Regions from separate parts of the Mus musculus genome. Here region 2 is linked to region 1. Evidence: chromatin contacts called from ENCODE POLR2A ChIA-PET data. All regions are on one chromosome and are shown on one strand. Each heading gives the region's core, a stretch centred on a gene start or an enhancer-like site at or near the end of the contact. The rest is flanking DNA. Distances are from core to core; before and after follow the strand shown.

What was found. ChIA-PET counts read pairs that join two places held with the same protein, here RNA polymerase II (POLR2A).
Region 2: POLR2A ChIA-PET joins it to region 1 with 109 read pairs in Patski. The contact joins the promoter of Spats2l here to the enhancer-like site in region 1. POLR2A ChIA-PET finds 5 or more read pairs at or near these places in 2 of 5 experiments (Patski and embryonic stem cell).

The regions. Positions count from the first base shown.
Region 1 is chr1:57,604,467-57,607,983 of GRCm38, forward strand. No RefSeq gene overlaps it. Among named protein-coding and RNA genes, the nearest start is that of Spats2l, 170 kb to the right of the region's middle. Within about 2 kb of position 2,126, at least 1 of the 3 ENCODE cell types and tissues checked has a DNase peak (open chromatin) inside an H3K27ac peak, as active enhancers do.
Region 2 is chr1:57,773,107-57,776,901 of GRCm38, forward strand. It overlaps Spats2l (spermatogenesis associated, serine-rich 2-like), which reads left to right and starts at 1,755. Exons shown (of 14, transcript NM_144882.4): 1 at 1,755-1,918.

The DNA of each region.
Region 1 (3,517 bases), core at 876-3,375:
AATAATAAAAAAAAGAACAGAAGAGTACTCTTAGCAAAAGGTGAGGTGAGACCTCAATTACAGGAGTCAAAAACAATAATCAATTTTGATTTGTCTGAAAGGAAATAGTGAGAAATGAACCACAAGCTTAGATGGAACATATTTTAGCACTTAAAAATCCCTGGGGTTGAATTAAGAAAAGGCTGAAAGAAGCTGAGGAGGAGGGCAACTCCATATGAAGACCAGCAGTCTCAACTAACCCAGACCCCTGAGATCTCTCTGACACTGAGCCACCAACCTGGCAGCATGCAGGAGCTGCTCTGAGGCCCCCTACACACATACAGCAAAAGACTGCCTGGTCTGGCCTCAGTGGGAGAAGGGGCGCCTAACCATCTTGAAGCTCCAGAGAGTAGGGAGGAATAGTGGGGTGGAGGACATCCTCTTGAAGATGGGGAGGGGGAGGAATGGGATGAGGAATTGTGGGAGGGCGAACCGGGAGGAGGACAATGATTGGACTGTAAAAAATTAAAAGTAATAAAAAAATACATTTAAAAAAAAAGAAAAGTTATTCAAAGGGACTATTTCCCAGGGACACTGGTAGCAGTGAAATTCCAGTGACACTCATTCTCTCAAGGACTCAGCTCACAAAACAGTTCGGTCATTGAAAAATTCCCCCAGACAACTCAACGTTTCAGTAAGTGTAAGCATTTCACTCTAAAGTACAAGGTAGCTGGAAAACAATGAGGAAAAAAACGCACCAACATAAAAGACAGTGGCTAAGAATTAACAAAAACCAGAATCAGAAAAATGGGAGAATGCATAGCATATAGAGAACAAAGTAAAATTTGTATAGCAGTGTAATTATTACCATCTGATGGGGGAAGACACACAATCACAGGGGAAGAGTGCAGGCTATGGGAAGGAATCAGTGACACAGTGTCTTCTAGTCCCAAACATTTACCTACAACATTCATGATGTCATATTTTTCATACCCATATGTGTGTGTACATTTCCAACCCTCCACTCACAGGTTGAAGGACAGTTAGGTTTTTTCCCATTACTTAACTATTTTGGATACAGCATCAATGAACAGTATGGAGCAAATGTCTATGGGGTAGGACATTGAGTCTTTGGGGCATATGTCAAGGAGTGGTAGAGCTGGGTCATATGGTTATAGTTTTAGCTTTTCTCCCCCCACTGATTTCCAGAGCAGCTGCCCAGTTAGCAATCTCACTAACAGTGAAAGCACATTCCTTTGCCCTACAGCCTCTCCAGCCTTTGTTGGAAGTTGTTTCCTTGGTCACAGCCATTCTGACTGGGGTGAGATGAAACCTCAAAATTGTTCTAGCTTGCATTTCCTTAGTTGCTAAGGATGATGAATGCATTTTGAGCTATTTCTTAGCCACGTTCATTTCTTCTTTTTTGAGAGCTCTGTTCAGATCCACAGCCCATTTCTTAATTGGTTTGTTCTGTTTTTTTGACTCTTTGTTTTTGAGCTCCTTCTGTATTCTAGATATTAATCCTATATTAGAATGTGTAACTGACAAAGAGTCCCTCCCACTCTGGGGCTTCCTCTTCACTTGGTTGCTTCTTTTCCACCCTGAGATAAAGAGCTACAGGCAGTTAAGGAGTGGAATGTAGTTAAGGAGAGAGGAATGTAGAATATTTTTATTGGAGGTTTTCTGCCCAACTTGTTCCTGTCTAGCTCCCAAATAAGAGACACAGAAACCTGGTATTTTTATTAACAAGCTGTAACCCTAGACTGGGCAGTTTCTGAGCTATTCTAGCCTACATCCCAGCCATAGGCACTATGTTACTTGCTATTTAAGTCTCAGCCAGCTTGCTCTGTTCCATGTGTGTCCTCAGGATGAACTTTTCTTGGCCACATACATCCTCATGGTCCATCCTGCCTCATGGCATCTTTCTCCACTCTTTTTTCCTTCTCGTCACCTCAGATCCCCTACTCGGTATCTAGTCCCACCTTCATCTCACTCCTGGCCAATCACAGGCTCTAGCTTTTTATTAACCAATCAGAGATTATTGGGGAACATAGGTTTTGGTTTTGGTTTTTTTACAGTACATAGGTTAACATTGGCCCAGGATCAGGTTGCAGTCTGGACGGGAGAGCAGAGCTCAGTTTCTGAATACCCAGCACACAAGGCTAACCCCAGCAGAAGAATTCATTTTCTCCAGAAATGAGCCTCCTACGTGGTTATCTAATACCAAGGAGTCAGTCTTAAAATATATACATGAGCAACACTAAACTTACTCAGCAGGTTGTAGCTATATATTTATTCATTTACATGTATGCATATGCTTAACAACAATAGTTTAAAGAAAAAGATACAGTGGATTTGAGGGGGATGTCATGGGAGCAATTGGAAGGAAAAGAGGAAGGGGTGGAAATTAAGTACATATAAATGAAATTCAAAAAATAAATTTAATTTAGTAGAAATTTAAAAGACAATAAAACATATTGAGTGCACGATTCAGTTAGTTTGTCAGACTCTATTTTAAGTGTCCAGCACATACTTTTTCAGTGTCTTTACCTGGACTCATCACTGGGCTGTGCCTGTCAGTCTCTCAGTCCCTTCTTGACATTCAGCCTCAGGCTTTCTCTTACTTTCTCCAAACTTTCTGGTTCTTCCTCTGTTCATGTCACCTCTCACACATTCCTGTCTCTGCTTACATACCTTCCCTTTGTTCTGCATGGCTGCCTATTGTGGCTCCTGTAACTCAGCCTTTTTCCTTCCCTCCTACAGACGGGCCACACCCACCTCACGAGGGTAGCCTACTCTTCCCACACTTGTTTTCTCCACGACCGTCACTGGCGCCCACGGTAACTCAGACATCTCCTTGTTGCTCAGTTTTCTGTTTCTGCTTCCCACTCATTAAAAACTTCGTGGAGAAAGATCAGGCAGAACTAGATCCATCCAAATTACATTTATCTGCATCAGAGACTGGAGCATATACGGACCACAGTCCATCATTCAAGCGGTGTGGTGCCGAGGATTTTTGCACTGTCTGCCTAGTTCTGCTTCCAGCTTGGGTTACTGTGTAGCTTCTATGAACCCATTTCCTTGTCAGTAAATAGACCATACAGCTGGTCAAACCCTAGTTTCGTTGTGAGAAACACATGTCCTAACATGTATGAGAACAAATACGTAGTCGCTAAAACAGAAAATATATAGTTGGTACTGAGTCCATGGATATTAATACTTCTTTATATTCTTTTCAGATAACCTTGAAACCACCTTCAACTACACCAACAGTGCTCTCATTTTGCTTTTTAAGGCAGAAATTACTATACAAGCCAGCCTGGCACAGAACAGAACTTACTGTGCAGCCAATGCTACACACTCCTGGCCATGATCCTCCTGGGTGATCTTCCCAAGTTCCAGGGTTCCAGGAGTGTGCAGCGTGCCACCATGTCTGGCCCTTTCACTTTTAATCATGGATTTAGGATGTGGAAATATAATTAATCAAGGTGAAGGTTCTTAAACTTCAAATATTGTCAACCTTAGTAAATTAGCTTGT
Region 2 (3,795 bases), core at 505-3,004, 170 kb after region 1:
TTTTGACTTCTCTGCTCTTGGCCCACAAAGCAGTTATTATTATAGGTATGACTTACTGGAAAGCCACCCTCAAATATGAAAAGGCCAGGCCTGGCTTCTGAAAACCCTTTCATCCCTCTGGTCTTGAAAGCATTTTTTCTGTCAGACTTCAGTAAGCAAGTTGGATTTGGAGTCCCAGGAAGGTTATGAAGTGGTAGAAGAAAGGAATGAAGCCAGAGTTCAATGTTATTTCCAAAGCCCATCCTGAGGGAAACGATAATTTATTACTTGTTTTTGGAATTCTAGTCATGGGGGAACCTTCGCTCAAAACTTAAACGACTTACTTTGCAAGAAGCCCTGAAATGTGCACCACACTCCAAGTTGAATCATTCCAAGTTACTAATTAATTCTTTCAAATTCAATAAGCAATAGGGTGGCATTTGTCCTTGACTTGTACAGAAGCTGGCTTTTCCGTCTGCACAAAGGTTGGGCCAGACTGGGTTCAAATTCTTCCTCTAGTTACTAGTTGAAAACTTAGACAAGCTATTTAACTTTTTGTCTCCTTTCTTTATTTGCAAATAAGCGAAAAAAAAACATACCTACCCACTGAGTTTATCTGAAGGGTTGGATCAGATACTAAATAAAGCACACTCATTCACCAATCCAGCCTATGGGGTGGGAGAAAACTCCCAGTCAGGTAAGAAAATGAGTTATTTCCTTTCATCTCTTCTTTTAATCAGAGTGACCTTTGTCAACTGGGCTATGATGTATTGTAGATCCGAATGTTACCTGAAAGTGTAATTCGTTTCAAATAACGACTCCCTTAAATGGAATACAATTCCGCTGTTCTGAGCTTGAGAGGCGAAACCGACTGATTTGATATTTGTAGAGGGCTGAGAGCCAGGAAGCCCCCCACCCCACTCACCCAAGGAACAGTTACTGCTCAGAGAAAGGGCGGCTAGGAAGTTACCCTTCAAAAATAAACCTGAGAGCAGCCTGCATTTCCCTCTGCTGCCTCTGGAAGAGGTGTGCGATCTAAAGTGCGTCCATCATGAATAATGCTTGCCTTTCCTCTCCCAACTACTGCACTCCCAGGCAGAAACATCACCAGCCGCTGCCACTGGGTAGCTCAGGGCAGCTCAGTGGGTGATCACGCACGATTAGATGCCCGCGTGAGACCCGGAGTGAAGACGAGGAGCCAAAACACTTCAGCTCAGTCTGATTTCAAAGGTCGGGCTGAGCCCCCAGAGCTCATCCCAGGGCCTGATTTTCCGCGGCTTTTCCGAATAAGCTATCTTTGTTTACATTTGAGCTTGGCTCACTCCCAGAAAGCATTACTACCTTCTGTCCGGAGAAGCATCTCGCCTTTGCAGACGGTGCTGGGGCAGCAAAGTTCGTTTTCCTGGGTAGGGAAGAGCGATTCTCTTGCTCCTCACGCGGGTAGTACCCAGTGTTTGGACAGTAGTGGGCAGTTTAGGGTAGGTGGAGGTTTGGAGGGGAAGGGGAGAAGGTTGGTGCGGGGCAAGCCAATGAAGTGCTGAAGCTGTATGGGGGATTCTTCTAGAAAGTAGGGTGGGAAAGGAGCTAGGGAGGGCGTGTGGAGGGACAGGATCCGTGTCAGAACGTGCGTGTGAGCGGATACAAAACCCAGGGAGGCGTGATCGGCGGCGTGTGTGCAAGCCCGAGCGAGGGGCGCCGGCGGGGTGTGTGCTCCTGGTGAGTGACACGGAGGGGCGGGCGGCCGCCGGGAGGGGGCGGCTGCGCGGGCGGGAGTGTCCCTGCGTGGGGCTGGCGGCGCGGAGTTGAGGCAGTGAAGGAATCCAGCCTGCCCAGCGGCCCAGCGGCCCTACCGCCGCTTTCCCTCAGCTCGCTCTCCGCGCTGCAGGGGCCGCCAGCGCCGCGCCCCGGCCCGGGACAGAGCAGCCGCGCTCGCAACGAGGTAAGCCCGGGTCCCCGGGTCGGGCGGCTCACCAGGGCCTGCGTGGCCAGGGTGGGGGCGATCGACCAGCCGAGCGCCCGAAGGCCGCCTCCCGGGGCACTGGGTGTGGCCCGAGCTTGGCCGACCGGACGCGGAGGTCGCGGTCCTTGCCTTCCCCCGGCGGGTGGTGGGGACAGCGGCGGAACCGATCGCGGACTCGGCCTGCCCTGCTCCACGCGGGCGCCCCCCTGCGCTCCAGCTCCGCGCCGCCGATCTGCCTGCCCGGAGCGGGGCCGCAGGTCCCGAGCGCCCCGCACCCCTCGGCACCGGCGGGATCGGGTCCCAGCGTTCGCGTGCGCGCGTCGAGGGCGCGCAGGGCAGGCGGGAGGGGGCGCCCAGGCCGCCGGACCGAGCGATGTCATTGCAGGGTCTGGGCAGAAAAGCCCCCCGGAGCCCGCGGGCGCCGCGGACTGCAGCCCGGAGCGAGGGTCGTTTCTGAGTCGCGGAGACAACTTGAGTTTTGCGCATCTGGGGAGATAGCAGAGCTTCTGGCGCTCTGCTGGGAGTTCCGTGTTTACTGCGGACACCGGGGTGAAGGATCCAGCCTTCACCTGGACGGGAATGCGACGGAAACCTCCCATCCTTTCCTTCCTCCTTGCGAGTGGAGCCTTCCAGTGCGCAGTAGGGTCGGCATTTGTGAACTTGATGGGTTTTCGGCTCACAGCAGTCCTGGTTTTTAGCAGGTGCCAAGGTTGTGGAGACCTGACACACTCATTAAAGATTCTTTGTAGACAGCATTTTGCTTTGAGTGCAGCACAATCTCTATAGTGTGAGACTAGCGAAAAACCCTTGAACTTCAACCACAGCGCCGTCCTTTCCTTCCATAAAACACATGTAATATTTCACTTGCTTATTTAAAATACTAAAGTATCTGACCCCTTTGCAGCCCCGAAGATTTTAAAGGGGAGAGGGACACGGAAATTTTAGAATTTGTGCAGAGATAGAGTAAGGTCGTGCGGTCTTTATACCGTCATTCAATTTTGTTTTAGAGGAGCATTCATTGCTACTCAGACTCTGTTTCCAGAGAGTAAGCAAATGTGCAGTATGGCAGAGAAAAGAAAGGACAGGAAGTCAGAAATAGAAAAAGACTATTCAAGTAGTAGAAAAAAATATTTTGAAAGAACTCTTTAAAAAGTTGCCTTCTGGATAAAATATTTTATGAGCCTTATGAAATTGTGTTACTTAACCAGAAAGCACTGTTCTGGGAAGATGGGAGACAGTCTTATCAAGGAACTGTAATGCTTTAAAAAATCTGTATATCTGATGTTTGTTGGTTTTTTAACCAGGAACAAAAAAAATCAACTTTGGGAATGATTTTCTATTTGGACAAGGCAAATACTACTTTAGTCTCTAATTAGAGTTTTGAAATAAACTCAAGCTGGGTTAAAAACCTTTTTCTGTAGAGCAACAGAACAGAAATCATGTCAGATTCCGTATGGCTTTAAACACACACACACACACACACACACACACACACACACACACACACACACACACACGACTAGCTCCAAGGGGGAATTTGCATAAAAATACAATTAACTTGAATGCAGAGAATATTTAAGAGATGAAGGGGAAAACACTGAACATCTGGGAAAGGGGTGTATTAATTGGCAATTTTTGTTCTTTAATTTCTGAAATATTAAATGAGTGCCTAGGAATCAATTTAGGTAGTGTGCTAATTTAGTCAGGCAAAATGGCCAGGGCTTCTTTTGTGTCTGTTTTGTTGTGAGGAGCCCCCCACCAAAGTGGTCAATTGCTAGTTTCTCTGCTCGAACTAATTTCAAGTGGCCATTGTGGGAAGAGGTGATCAAAGGAACAAACACTTAGGGCACAGCATG